2 separate regions of the Mus musculus genome follow, and region 2 is linked to region 1. The links are chromatin loops, found by intact Hi-C in ENCODE. Cell type or tissue: left cerebral cortex. All regions are shown on one strand. Each heading gives the region's core, and the rest is flanking DNA. Links, peaks and the distances in the headings are about the cores only.

The links. Peaks named below come from ENCODE experiments on the same cell type or tissue, not always from the same donor. Only the 100,000 strongest peaks of a DNase experiment are listed, where the experiment ranks them.
Region 2: a loop joins it to region 1, with 2.4 times the contacts of the local background. A loop is called at or near these places in 4 of 42 quality-filtered maps.

What each region holds. Positions count from the first base shown.
Region 1 is chr15:6,906,196-6,912,965 of GRCm38, reverse strand. No RefSeq gene overlaps it. Among named protein-coding and RNA genes, the nearest start is that of Osmr, 35 kb to the right of the region's middle. In left cerebral cortex, for the core only: a CTCF peak has its summit at 3,148; a DNase peak (open chromatin) is centred at 3,114; H3K4me3 peaks cover 482 bases.
Region 2 is chr15:6,985,370-6,992,139 of GRCm38, reverse strand. No RefSeq gene overlaps it. Among named protein-coding and RNA genes, the nearest start is that of Gm30559, 4.5 kb to the left of the region's middle. In left cerebral cortex, for the core only: a CTCF peak has its summit at 3,687; DNase peaks (open chromatin) are centred at 2,882 and 3,716; H3K27ac peaks cover 574 bases.

The sequences.
Region 1 (6,770 bases), core at 1,041-6,040:
CAATTCATTTCCTGTAAGCCGTGACCCTTTCTCAGGAACATTAATTAATGTGACTTTTTTTTTCTTTTATCAGAATTCTAGGAACGCCATCTCAGCATGACTCACTCTCTCGCTGTTTAAAATAGGATTTAGTAGATTTTCGTGAGTTAGATGGGTTTTTTTCCCCCTAGATGCTTACTGTATAAATTTACGATCTCTAACATTCTGGGAAAGAAACACATCACTGCTAGTTTTAGTGCAGCTTTAGCATATTGCTACAACTTTTAACGAGGAGACTTAGGGAACATGGGGCACTTGTAGGCTCTCCCCCTGTCTTTCCTAGGAACAGAGCAGATCTCCTCTATGACTATAGTTTCAGGAGTAAGGTAAACCTCTCCCTTAATTGCAATTACTACCGCTCTGCCTGCTAGGAGACTATCAATCTACCAGGCTTTACAATCCGAACAATCACACACTGTATTAAATATACCATGTAAATTTATGTGGACTCAACTCTAAATTAATTTGGGCTGAAATAAATCAAACTGCAGCCAGACCATAATTTAATTAAAAAATTGAAAATATGACTCATGGCACTTAAGGTTACTGATGTTTACTGCCAAAAGAAGTTATCGTTGCTGTGGCAGAGATAAATGTAGGAAGGGCTGCAGGTCCCTGAGGTTGAAACAGATAGATTGCAGGATGGAGATGACATGTAGCAATGCCTAGCAGGACACATATCTTTAGGGCAGTGTCAGAAGAGCGGCTCAGAAACCCACACATGTCCATTTGGATGGCTACTTTCCTGGCCTCTACTTTTGGACTTTAGTATTTCTCTTTACTTTCTTGTGTCTACAAATCTCAATCTCTCTCTCTCTCTCTCTCTCTCTCTCTCTCTGTGTGTGTGTGTGTGTGTGTGCGTGTGCGTGTGCGTGTGCGTGTGTGTGTGTGTGTGTGTGTGTGTGTGTGTGCTCACTCACACACTCTCATTCACAAGCTCCTGTTGGAACTCTTTCCCTAACCTTTGTCCTCCTCCCTGCTCTGACCCTTGGTACATTGCTGTGTAGTGTCTCCTTCCTCCTCGGTGTCTCCTGGCATGTCTTCTTTTCTCTACAGTGGGTAGGAGTGTGTATTCTGCCTCTGGGTGGGAACCTTTGTATCTTAAGGAAGTCTTCTTTCTGGAATGGATGCCGATATTCCCTCTGCCTAAGGCTCCTCCTCAGTCCTGAGTTTTCAAATCCAACCCACAGACCTCACCGTTTCCCCCAGGCGTGACTGGGAGAGTGAAAGAGGCGAGAAAGAGCCAGAACCCAAACCTGGACACAGGCACAGACTGCACACAAGCACTTTGGGGCACACTGCTACCCAGGCAGCAAATCTGTCTTTGTGGTCTCTCCTTGGGTTAACATCCTGCCTACCCAGCCCCACCAAGGCCCTGGTTCTCCCAGGGTTTTTCCTGACCACCTCCATATTGCTTCTCCAGTTAAAACCTTCATGTATATGTGTGTGTGTGTGTGTGTGTGTGTGTGTGTGCGCGCGCGCGTGTGTGTGTGTATGATGTACATGTGTATGTTTATATATATGTATATGCTTATATATGCAATATTTTGTATTATATACATTTAAAGGAGTCTTTAATTTGTTAAGGTCAGTAGTCTCAGAGCTCTAGACCTCATCAAGATGGGAAAGGAGTTCTGTTAAGTCACTAGATACTCTAGGGTCCTCCAGACCACACAGGGCTCCCGGGAACTCTACCTCTGTGCTTTTCCAGAAGTCAACCCTAGCTTACTCTGAAAGCAGCAGAGGGTGAGAAAGGCTGTCCCAGGTCCTGCTGCAGCAGGAAGCATCTGTTGCTTAGGAAAAGACTGAAGTGGGAATCTCTGCCCTCCACCAGGGACCTGGTTTATAAGATTGAGCATCAGTACAGCTTTGAGAACACTAAGTCAGAAACGCAGACAGACATGTTTGTATCTTTTTACAATGTCATAGTTTATTAAATAACCATAAATTCACAGGTTGTATTGTTTTTGTCAGCTGCAGTTAGCCTAATAGTCCTGATGGCCTTTGATAGCTGCCCAATGACAAACATGAAATATTTTACTCCCATCTTAATCGCTAACATTAACTCTTGGGTCACATGTTACACAGCATTTAGTCATTTTATCTCTCTGTATATATGCAGATAACAGAATGGCAACAAAAGGGTCAAAAAGGCCAAAGCAGGGGGGTTGAGGGTGGGGGTAGGGTTGCAGTTCCAAGAAGCCCTAGTGGAGACAGAAAGGTGAGGCAGATACAAAGAAAGCCACTGCTGGTTGTTAGAAAAAAATGTCAAAGAACCCCGAGTCAAAGAAGAGCTGCTGCAGGTCTGAGCCTGGGCTACAGGGTTGAGTGGGAAGTAGGAGACCACAGTTAGGTGTCCTGCTTGTGGGATCCCGGTGAGGGTGTTGCATGCTTCCATTGTCTGGTTGTGTTTGATAAGTTCTTGGGCCCAAGTTTTCTGATGTGGTTTGAATGTACTTATGTGCCCTTGCGTGCCAATCTACTATGTTAAATCTGTAACTGATATCTCCTTTCCCTTTAAAAACTAAGTTTTATGACTTAGCAGTCTGTCCTTTGCAGGCAGTAGTGGACAAGTTGTGGTACCTACGTGCACAAGGAGAGGCAGGCACAAGTGCTCTCAAAATGGTGCAGAATACTCCTTATAAAAATACAAGCATTCAGGCCAAATTATAGTCTGAAAGCCACTGTTTTACACTGTGTGGAACCAGTTAAAGCAGGGCACAGCTTGGTTTCCCCCAAACCTTTGAATTGTGATGTTTTCCTTTCATTCTTGAGTCTTTCTTCCAAAGTTACAGAACACCTTTTGGAAATTCGGACAAAGAAACCCACAGCCTTTCTCAACAAGCTTGGGCGCCCCAGAATCTCCCTAAAGAAATACGAAGCCCATTCAGCCCCTTCAGCGCCAGCTGTGATCCATCCAGAAGATGATGAGCGATTCCTAAGTTGACAGAAGCCAAGTCTTGGCAAGAGCAGGTCTCCTCCCTTCCACTGTGCTGATATCCTAACTGGACGGAAACAGTGGCAGCTGCTTCCTTCCCTCCTGCCTAGCCTCCCACACAGCCGCCCGCGAGGCGCTAAGGGACCCATGCATTAGCCTGCAGCGCCACCTAGCAGACGCAGAGTGAACTTGGGGGATAAGGAGAAAGCAGGTTTAGTGGGGGGAAGTTGTTTTGTAACATCAGAAAAGGGAGTTTCCATTTCTTTCACGGAGTTCTGGGAAATGGAATTTGTATAAAATCTTTTTTGCTCATGATGGAAAAACATTTATTCGACGCTAATGAGGGAATTTTGCCCAAAGGCCATTCTAATCCAAACTTAGGAGAACAAGCATTTGTTTCTCCAAACTTGACTCTCATTTTTGGTCACCTCCAAGACAGTGCAGAACTCGACTCCACCTTGTGATGCACCCGTGAAATCAATGACAAGGCAGAACGTCCCTTATCTTTCCCCTTCCCTTCCTTTCTTTTCTTTTTTTCTCTTTTCCTTTTCTTTCTCAGGTCGGGTTGAATTCTAGGTGATGTCTTCATGCAAGGGGCCCTACGGGACTCATAGGAATTGTTAACCTTGATCGCTCTCTTGATTAGGGTGAAGTGCCAAGCAGATTAGTAAAGCACTTCTGTGAAGGGCTTTTCAGACAGGATTGACTAACGCTGAACACGTGCATCGCTAACGCTGTATGTAGGCGGTGAGCCCCGATGGGCAAAAATGAGGAAACGTCGCCCTTCTTCAGCCTGACTGCCATGCCGTGAACAATTCTGTTCCACCACGCCCTTCTGTCACGATGCTATAACCCTCCTCCCTCATGTTGCCCCCCCCCCCCCCCAGGTATTTGCCACAGTGGCTAAAAGACGAAGGTGTTTGAAACCTACTGTTTCTGATGCTTAGCTCATGAAGCTGACTGACAATCAGAGATAGCTAGCTGACTGATCAGTTGATAATCAGGAATAGCTGACTAATCAACTGATAATTCGAGATAACTGACAGATCAACTGTCAATCAGGAATAGCTGACCAGCTGTCAATCAGGGATAGCAGACTGGCTGGTAATGACAAGCGAAGTTATTCAATTGTAATCATTTTCAAAGCCCCACCCCACCCCTGGTTTGAGTCTGTGAACTTCCTGGAACGGTCCCACAGGAATGAGCTATTTTTCTTTTGTCCAGCTTGAGAGCAGAGATCCTTTCATTCCGTGCATACTAGCAGCTACAAAGAGTTATGCAACTTTGAATTAACACCCAATTTGAAAAGTGATTTTTTTTCCTGATCATGCTAACATGATCAAGAGCCAGCTATTATCGGCCCATCAAATTGACTGTGCAGTCAAATGAAAACACAACCTTCACTCCGTGCATATGCAAGCCTGCCTCTGGTCACTGCCATTGACTGTGGTCCCATGGTTTTCAAATCAATGCCTCACAAAAATATAATTCTAATGCAACTTTAGGAGTTGATTCCTTTCTCCTATAGCAAATGTCTGAAGGATTTTGTGAGAAAGACATCAACATTGGAAACAGTAGCGCGGAAAGCCCACTTTATCTTCAGATGACATCTGTACACATCAACATGTAAAACAGAACTGAATCCCAAGTGCAACGCTTCCTTGAGCTTCCATGGCCAAGATAGTGGCTGTGAAAAATGATGACTTTCATCTGTGTAATAGAACCGTAAGTTGCCATGACAATTTTAGCTGTACCTAAGTTAACTTCAAGACAAATTAAGATTGATTTTAAGAGCAGGCTAGTCTACGTAAAACCCATGGTGTGTGTGTGTGTGTGTGTGTGTGTGTGTGTGTGTGTGTGTGTGTGGCACACACACAGCCAGAGATCCACCTTAGGTATGCTATTAACTGATTGACTGAGAGAAGATCTTTTACCAACGTGGAACTCATCAACTAGGCTAGGCTGGCCAGTGAGCTCCTAGCATCTGCATGTCTCCTCTCCAACGCCACAAACACAAGCACATGCCACAAGGCCCAGTCCTTTTAAAACCATGTTTCTGAAGATAGGACTCAGGTCCCCAAGCATGTTACTGTTCAACTTCACTAGCATCCATGTTATCCCACATACTTATCATTCTTACATCAATTGGTTTGGCACTCCTTGTTCTGAGAAACAAATCTTTCAATCCCCAATAGAAGACAAAGATACACTGTACTAAATGCAAGGAGACTCTTGCTGCTGCTGCTGGTGGTTTGCTTTTGCTGCTATAATACGTAGTGGCTCCTTCTACGTCTAGTTGCAGGTTTATATTAATCTACTCTGGTAAAAGCAATATCAGAACCCAAGATAGATTCACTTTATCGCAGCTTTCTATAAACAAAGACTTTCATGGCTGCTTGAGCACAGCATCTCCTTCCATGGCGTTGTGAGACTGTGACAGATTGGAGCTGGTGAAGAGCCAAAAAGACCTTGTGAAATGCAATGCTCTACAACTCATCGATTCTGTGAGTGTGTATGCCTGGAGACACATGACTTCATGTATTCAGTAAAATTCCAGAGTTCCCATTAGCTTTGGAGGAAACTCATAAGTTAATCCCAACAGTCGAATAAAATATCGGAGGACCAAGAATAGACACTTTAAAGAAGAATATGGGAAAACTTTTCTTCCGGAGATTAAAATCTTTCTAGCTGCTACCACACTTAGGACGGTATGGTATGTCATAGAAAATATTCCAACGGGCTCTTGCCAAAGACTACAGAGTACAGAAGCAGACGTACAAATACATGGCAACTAAAGAGTCCTAAGACTCCCGAGAAAGGCTTTCTCCCCTCCACAACCTCCCGTATACTGTGCCCTAGATCTCAATCTGACTTGATTCTGCTTGTCCGGGTCTCTGCCTCCTCCCTACCTGTGCATAGACCCGGAAGGGAAAGGCAGACCTCCGTCGGACCTGTTCCTGACTCTCAGTGGTCTGCCTGAGGCGCCCAAGTACCCAGAGAGGAGACAGGAAACCGCAGCATTCATCCCAGACTGCCATCTCCCCTTCCCGGTCAGAGCAGGAAGACAAAGGATGTGGACCCTATTCCAAGACTTTGCTCTGCAGCCCTCGAGTGGCCCGCCATTGGTGCCCCAGACACCCGGGCAGAGAGGCAGAACATAGTAGGGCAGTTATCTACGCCTCTTGCTCTTACCATCTTCCCACCCCTCTTCCACAATGACCCCTGAGTCAGAGTGGGTGTGTGATATAGATGCCTCATTAAGAGATAAGCACTCTTGTATTCTCTTGACCGGGTGCGCACCTCTGTGTTAATCATTATGCAGGACAGACAGACGTTTCTCTCGAGGGTTGAGTGAGTGATCCACTCATCTGTGAGCATGATGATAGGTCACAAGCAGATGTGAGTAGAAATACAAGAGTCATAGGGTGGCACCAGATCTTGCTAATCAAGTCAGACACATAAATCCCGCTGTGTCCCTTAGCCGCCTCTTCATCAGATGTGTCAATTCATGAACATGCCAAGTTCCAGTCGGCTCTATCTCCTGGTGTCTGGCTGGTTCCAGCACAGAACAATCCAACCCACTAGCACACCAGTTTAGGTGCCTGCCTCACTCAGAGTCCATTCCGTTCCGTAATGAGCTCCTGTTCCTTCATCCAGCCTCCTGTGGGAATGAAGCCTTTTCCTTCCTTATTCCTTTTTATCTATAAATAAACAAAGCCGCTTCCCTGGCTGGCCCTTTGAAGCAGTTTCTATCTCTCACACTTGACTCAAGCCGGTCTTGAAGTCTATGCCT
Region 2 (6,770 bases), core at 977-5,976, 79 kb before region 1:
TCATTAATTAGTTGGCTTCTATACAGAAACAGCAGAATAAGCAATGGTTCTAAGGATAAAGTTATAATTGCCTATTAGATCGACTGCAGTTGATTAAAAGATTAAGTTTTGGACATTCTTCTCCCTGTACTACTACTTCAACATAAAAACAATCATCCCAAGTTAGACATTTTTTTTTTGGAAGGTTCATCTAACTCCAAGGAGGCTAGTATTCAAAGAATAACAGGTTTAATTGGGGGAAAGGAGGAGGAGGAGGGGGAAGGGGGAGAGGAAGAGATCATGGAAACATCTCCAGGTTGCTGAAAGACCTGTTTACATGAAGTTCTCAGAAACTTTAGAAGGTGCCAACGTTGCTTCTTTGTTTAACCTAGTTTCATTCCAAAACCTTGGGCAGTTAAATCTCTAGAACTATTCTTAGTTTACGAGACTTAACGCGGCTTGTCTCCTGCCTCGTGGATAGGGCCAAGAAAAGAGAGAGAGAAAAAAAAAACCCGAAACATTATTTTTCTAATGTGGTAAACAGGTAAGAGCTGGAGGGAGATGGGAAGAAGGTTGGCATGTGGACCACTTGGATGTGCTTTTAGCCCAGCTCCCAGATGTCACAAACCCCTATGTTTTGCGTGTCCAACTTGAAAAACCGTTTCCTGAACTCTTTCCCTATCATGGTCATTGTGCTAGACAATGCACGACTGGCTCAACTGCAAACTCCTCTATGGTGCCTAGGTTTACTTTGATTTTAGGACTTGTTCTTAATTAATAATCAAAAATGACAACAGAAGAGAGGGACCCCCCCCCCACATTTTCCTGAAAGAGAAAACATAAACACAGGTTGGGGGAATGACAATGCAGGCAGTCAGGTTGGGCTAGAAGAGAAAGAGGATTCAGAGGGAAAAGGCAGAGGGGCTGGCTGTAGAAACAGAAGATGTTAAAGGAACCTTGTTAAGGAGGTGACATGTCAAAGGCACTGATGTGACAGCAAGGACAGAGTCTCTGTGCCCCACAGACTTGTCTGTCAGAATGGAGCGCTGGTTGCCAAAGGCTAACAAAGAGACACAATGGATGGAGAAGAACCCAGCTACTTGTCATTTCTCCGTGAGGCTATTTATGTATTGTATTTGGATTACTTCGTCAGGGCAACGCTTCTCAGGGGTCAGCACAGGAAACAGAAACACTCCGGGTATTTCCAGTTGATAGAGATGAGGTGGAAGTTATCAGGGAAGCTGCCAACAGAATGTAGGCTTCAAGGCATAACTGTCTATCGTTATCCAAAGAGCGGGAGGTCCCTGCTGCAATTGTAGCCAGGGGTCTCCGTTGCCGTACCCCATGAACCAGAAACTGAGGCAGCTCTACCCAAACCCACATCTGCTACACTGTACGCCAAGTCGCCACAGCCATGGATGCCTCTGCCTCCCCTGCCTCATACTGCCCCTGGCTCAACTGTATCTGCACATTATAGCTGGGACAAAGCCTGAAGAAGTCACCTTAGGATCCTAAAATCTCCAAAGAGACACCCAATCACATGATGCATTCATTACATGATAACCTGAAGGTGGGCAGACCTTTGGACAAGTTATTTCCCTCTGAGCTGAAGTGGTTCACCCTGGAGACATCAGGAAGAGACAACCCCGTAAGTCTTTCCTGTGTCCCTCCCCAGCGTCAGACTTACCACCCTTATTTGAAACTCACTTTCTCATTAATAGACTAGCAAGTACATCATCCTATATTTTATTATTAAGTGAATCTATGTTGTTCTTCCTCAGACTGCACATTTTATAAACTTACAACAAAAAGCAACCAAACAAAAAAATGGAATAAATAGACATTAGTCACAGTATGGGCCCAGTTATTATATTATTGTCTCAAATTCCTAAGTCCCATGGACTTTGTGAAGGCCTGAACATTGTTTGATGAATGGCCAGTGGGGCCTGGGTGAGCACTTACCACCCTTTCCAGCAGGCAGTAACTCCTTCCAGGGTGCACTCCCCAGTTGCCCTAGGCTGTTCTGTCTATGAGAAACACTGTGAAGTAAATGGATTTAAGCAACAGAAGAGGCATTTCTCACAGAGCTGGAGGCCCAAAATTAGGGAGCCAGCATGACAAAGGGCCTGCTGAGGGTCTCCTTGAAGACTGCAAGTTGTTGTCTGGCTATGTGGAAAGGAGAGACTGGAAGTTTTTTGTGTAGCTTTGAGATGTCTCAAATCCCATTCATAGGGCTTTGCCCTGGGGAGGGAACACTGCCAAAGTCAAGCTCCTCATACATCACAGTGGGGCTAAGGATGCAAACCCAGTAATCTGAAGGGATACGTAAAGTTAGTTAGTCCCTAGTACCAACACACACACAGACACACACATACACACACATAGACACACACATACACACACACACACACACACACACACACAGACAGACAGACAGATACACACAGACAGACACACAGACACAGACACACAGACACAGACACACACACACAGACACACACACACAGAGATACACAATCACACAGACACACACAGAGACCCTTATACACACACATACACAGACACACACAGACATACACATACACACACACAGATACACATGCACACAGACACACACAGAGACCCTTGTACACACACAGACACACACAGAGATCCATACATATACACACAGACACAAACAGACATACATTCACACTTAAAGATATCCGTGGTGCCATTTTTCTATCCTCAGAAGCACGGGCTGGGAAAACAAAGGGAAATAACACCTTGTTCCAAAACAAAAGTGAAGACACAATCAGAGCAGCTGACTTCAAGAACGAGTCTGGTTGCCAGAGGATTGGCTCATCATGGAACATCTGCACACACTTGGCCATTCATTGCCTTGTGCCGTGGCTTGGAGAATGTCACCATAGATTGATGAAGATCAGCGTCCCATGAAAAGATCTGCACTGGCCTGCTGGCGTTTCTCAGATCAGCTAATGACTAAGTTGATATTATGAAACTTTATCAAACTACATCAATGCTGTACACAGTCTGAACATACTCTTCTCCAATCCTTCCTTGAATTGACACAGATCCTTTCCATCGGCCTGGTGTGTGTGAGTCAGTGCGACATTCTTTCACAGGGTGAGGAAAGAAGAGAGAGCACTTGCTTGGGCAGCAGGAGAGGAGGACAGGACTGTTTTCTCCTGGAGAAGGTTAGGGGACAGAAGGCTTTGGTCCCAGGATCTGGTTTTAGGGGAGTGGTACAGGGAGGGCTTCATTGGTATTCTTGGTGCCTTGAAATAATACAGTGGACATCTGCACCTGGAGGCAAAGTCCAGACACATTGATTACTATCTATCCAATCGAGGTAGTTGATATACTAGTGCAGAAGCCTAGTTCCTATTGGAGATGGACTCGGGGAGACAGTCATGCTGAAGGTTCTTGACTTCTAAGAATCAGTAACTCTAGGCCACGGTAAGCTGTCACTCACTTGGGTTTGGTAAGAGGATTTTGTCTTCAAGGAAAAGGCTTGTAGCTTAGTGGAGGAGAAAGCCACATGGTCATGTTAAGAGCAGGCCATGGAGCAGCTCAACCAGGTCCTGGGACTTCCCAGCTAGGCAGCCTGTGTTTCCTGTCTCTTCTTCCCCCAACAGTGCTTCTCATCTGTTCTCTCAGCAAAGGCCCAAGAGAACCACTTGGCGTCCTCTTTCACTTGGTTTCCGCTCAAGTTTTGCACTTCTTTCAGGGCTGTCTGTAGGAGGCATTCATCCCCTTGCCAAAAAAGAAGCATGGCTCCCTGGGAGAAAGTAAGCCCGGTGCCAGGAAAGCTCAACATGGAGAGAGGACCCTTCTTTGAGAACTTTCTCCCATGGCAACCCAATGGTGATGAGCCTGTATTTCTGCTCCCAGCTAATTCCTCTGGCACTGCTGGCTGACATAGCATTGCCCTGAATTATTTATCAGTTCCAGCAGAGAAACAAAAGCAAGAGTCTGTCTCCCCCAGAACTTACTGTGCTACTCTTTAACCCCTGGGAAATCTGAGGATTTTGCCATGAGCCACCTGAACTCTCCAAGTCACTTTAGGTAGGGACAGGAAAGTGTCCCCCCAACTTCTACTTGAAGACTGCTGGAATTCTGCTGAGTGCCTGTCTCAGTCTCCTTGTTTCTTCATCTTTTTTTTTAAATCTTAGAATTTCTTTATTATTATTATTATTATTTTATTATATTTTCTTTATTTAGAGTTCAAATGTAATCCCCTTTCCTGGTTTCCCTCCCTCCCGGAAACACCCTATCACATCCTTCCTTCTTCTTCTATGAGGGTGCTCCTCCACCCACCTACCCACCCACTTCTACCTCCCCTCCCTCAATTCCCCTACACTGGGGCATCTATTGAGCCTTCATAGGACCAAAGACCTCTCCTTCCATTGATGCATGACAAGGCCATCCTCTGCTACCTATGCAGCTGGAGCCATGTGTACTCCTTTGTTGATGGCTTAGTCCCTGGCAGTTCTTGGGGGGTCTGATTGTTTGATATTGTTGTTTTTTCTACGGGGTTGCAAACCCCTTCAACTCCTTCAGTCTCTCCTCTAACTCCTCTTATTAGGGACTCCACGCTCAGTCCAATGGTTGGCTGCAAACATCCACCTCTGTATTTGTAAGGCTCTGGCAGGGTCTCTCAGGAGACAGTCATATCAGGCTCCTTTCAGCATGCACTTCTTGGCATCCACCATAGTGTCTGGGTTTGGTAACTGTATATGGGATGAATCCCCAGGTGGGGCAGTCTCTGGATGGCCTTTTAGTCTTTGCTCTACACTTTATCTCCATATTTGCTCCTGTGAGTATTTTGTTCTCCTTCTAAGAAGGATCAAAGCACCCACACTTTGGTCTGTTCCTTCATCTTATTCTTTGCTCTTCTCTCACTGTTTGATAGAAAGACAGGCAGAGCTCCAGTTGGATAACCTTCATAATTGGCAGGTACCAGAAAACTGGTTTTCACTCAGCCTCCACTGCACCTCGGCTGACAAGCTCCGTACATCTGGTCCCAGGCAGCCTGGATTCACATAGGAACATACATGGAACTGTCATTGTCTTCTCACTGTCACTGAGTTTAAGCCACTATAAACCTCATGCCCTTGACTTTCAATCCAAGATCTTCAGATCTTACTTCTCCAGTGAAGTAAAACTTATCAGCTAGGACAGTGGTTCTCAACCTTCTTAATATTGCAACCCTTTTATACAGTTCCGCATGATGCAGTGGCCCCCAAGCACATTATTTCATTGCTAGTCCGTAACTGTAATTTTGCTACTGTTATGAATTGTAATGTAAATATCTGCTTTTCATGACATCCAATTTGGACCCCTCCCTAGCCCAAAGGGATCACACCGCACAGGTTGAGAACTACTGAGCTAGAAGTTCCACTTTCTTCTCTGTTTTAGAACATTTATTATCTCCCATTAACTTCCTCCTTCCCCTTGCCCAACTGGAAGGAACCTTTCTCTTAAGGAACTGATATCACTATCTCTGTATCCTGGATCCCCTCCGCCAAACACCCTACTCCTTCATAAATATTTTATTAGTACCTTTATCATTGCTGTGATGAAGCATCATACAGAAGTCACTTTGGGAAGGAAAGGGTTATTCTGGATCACAGTTTGAAGTGACGTAGTTCATCACTGCAAGGGAAAACTTAGGAGCTAAAGTGGAGTGATTGATCACATTGTGCCCACAGGAAGCAGAGGTGAGCAAGGTTGGTCACACTGTGTCCACAGGAAGCAGAGGTGAGCAAGGTTGATCACACTGTGCCCACAGGAAGCAGAGGTGAAAGATGGTGATTAAGCTGTTTCCCCTTTGCTATTCAGTGTATGAATCAGCACATAGGAGGGGGTTGCCCATATTTGGGGGGAGGGATTCCCGACCTCATTTGACCTGATCTAGAAACTCCCTCATAGACAGGCCCAGAGTTTTGTCTCCTAGCTGATTCTGGAGCCTATCATCAGGTTGACAGTATCACATCACATCAGCTGTCTTCCATAGGTGGTACAGTATACTAAGCAGGGAACTAGTGGCCTGGGAATAAATCCCACCTACCACTCCTTTGAACCTGGGGCTGCCCACAGCAGTTAGGAGATATTGGAAACCTCTGTCAATCAGAGCTATAACAGTTCCCCAACAATGCTACTAATATATATATATATATATTACCATTGTTTGGTTTAGGGACCCTGGGACAAGGGACTGAGGTGCATATTTTATATATCAAAGCAGACCTCAACTCTGGATTCTCTAGCATCCCTCAGTCCCTACCTGGCATACTCTGCCCCCAGCTTTGAACTTTCTAGTTCAGGGGCTGGGCTGCCTTTTCCCCAGAGACTCCTCCCTATATAATCCAGACATTTTGGGCTCTTCCCTTCCCTTCCCTTCCCTTCCCTTCCCTTCCCTTCCCTCCCCTCCCCTCCCCTCCCCTCCCCTCCCCTCCCCTCCCCTCCCCTTCCCTCCCCTCCCCTCCCCTTCCCTCCCCTCCTCTCCTCTTTCCCCTCCCCTGCCCTCCCCTTCCCTTCTCCTCTTTTCTCTTTCTGTGAATGCCTGTGCTCTTTCTTTATTCCCCCTCCCTCTCCCTATGGAGACTCCCCTGGTCTCAATCCTTGGGACCCATGAACTCACCCAAAAGGCAACTTCCCAGTAAACCTGCCTTTAATATAATTTAATCTGACTTGAATTGGCTCATGTCACCAGTGGATAAATAACCTATCAACCATGACAATAAGTTGTCAACAAAAATCTATCAAAATCCAATCATTTACTGGCA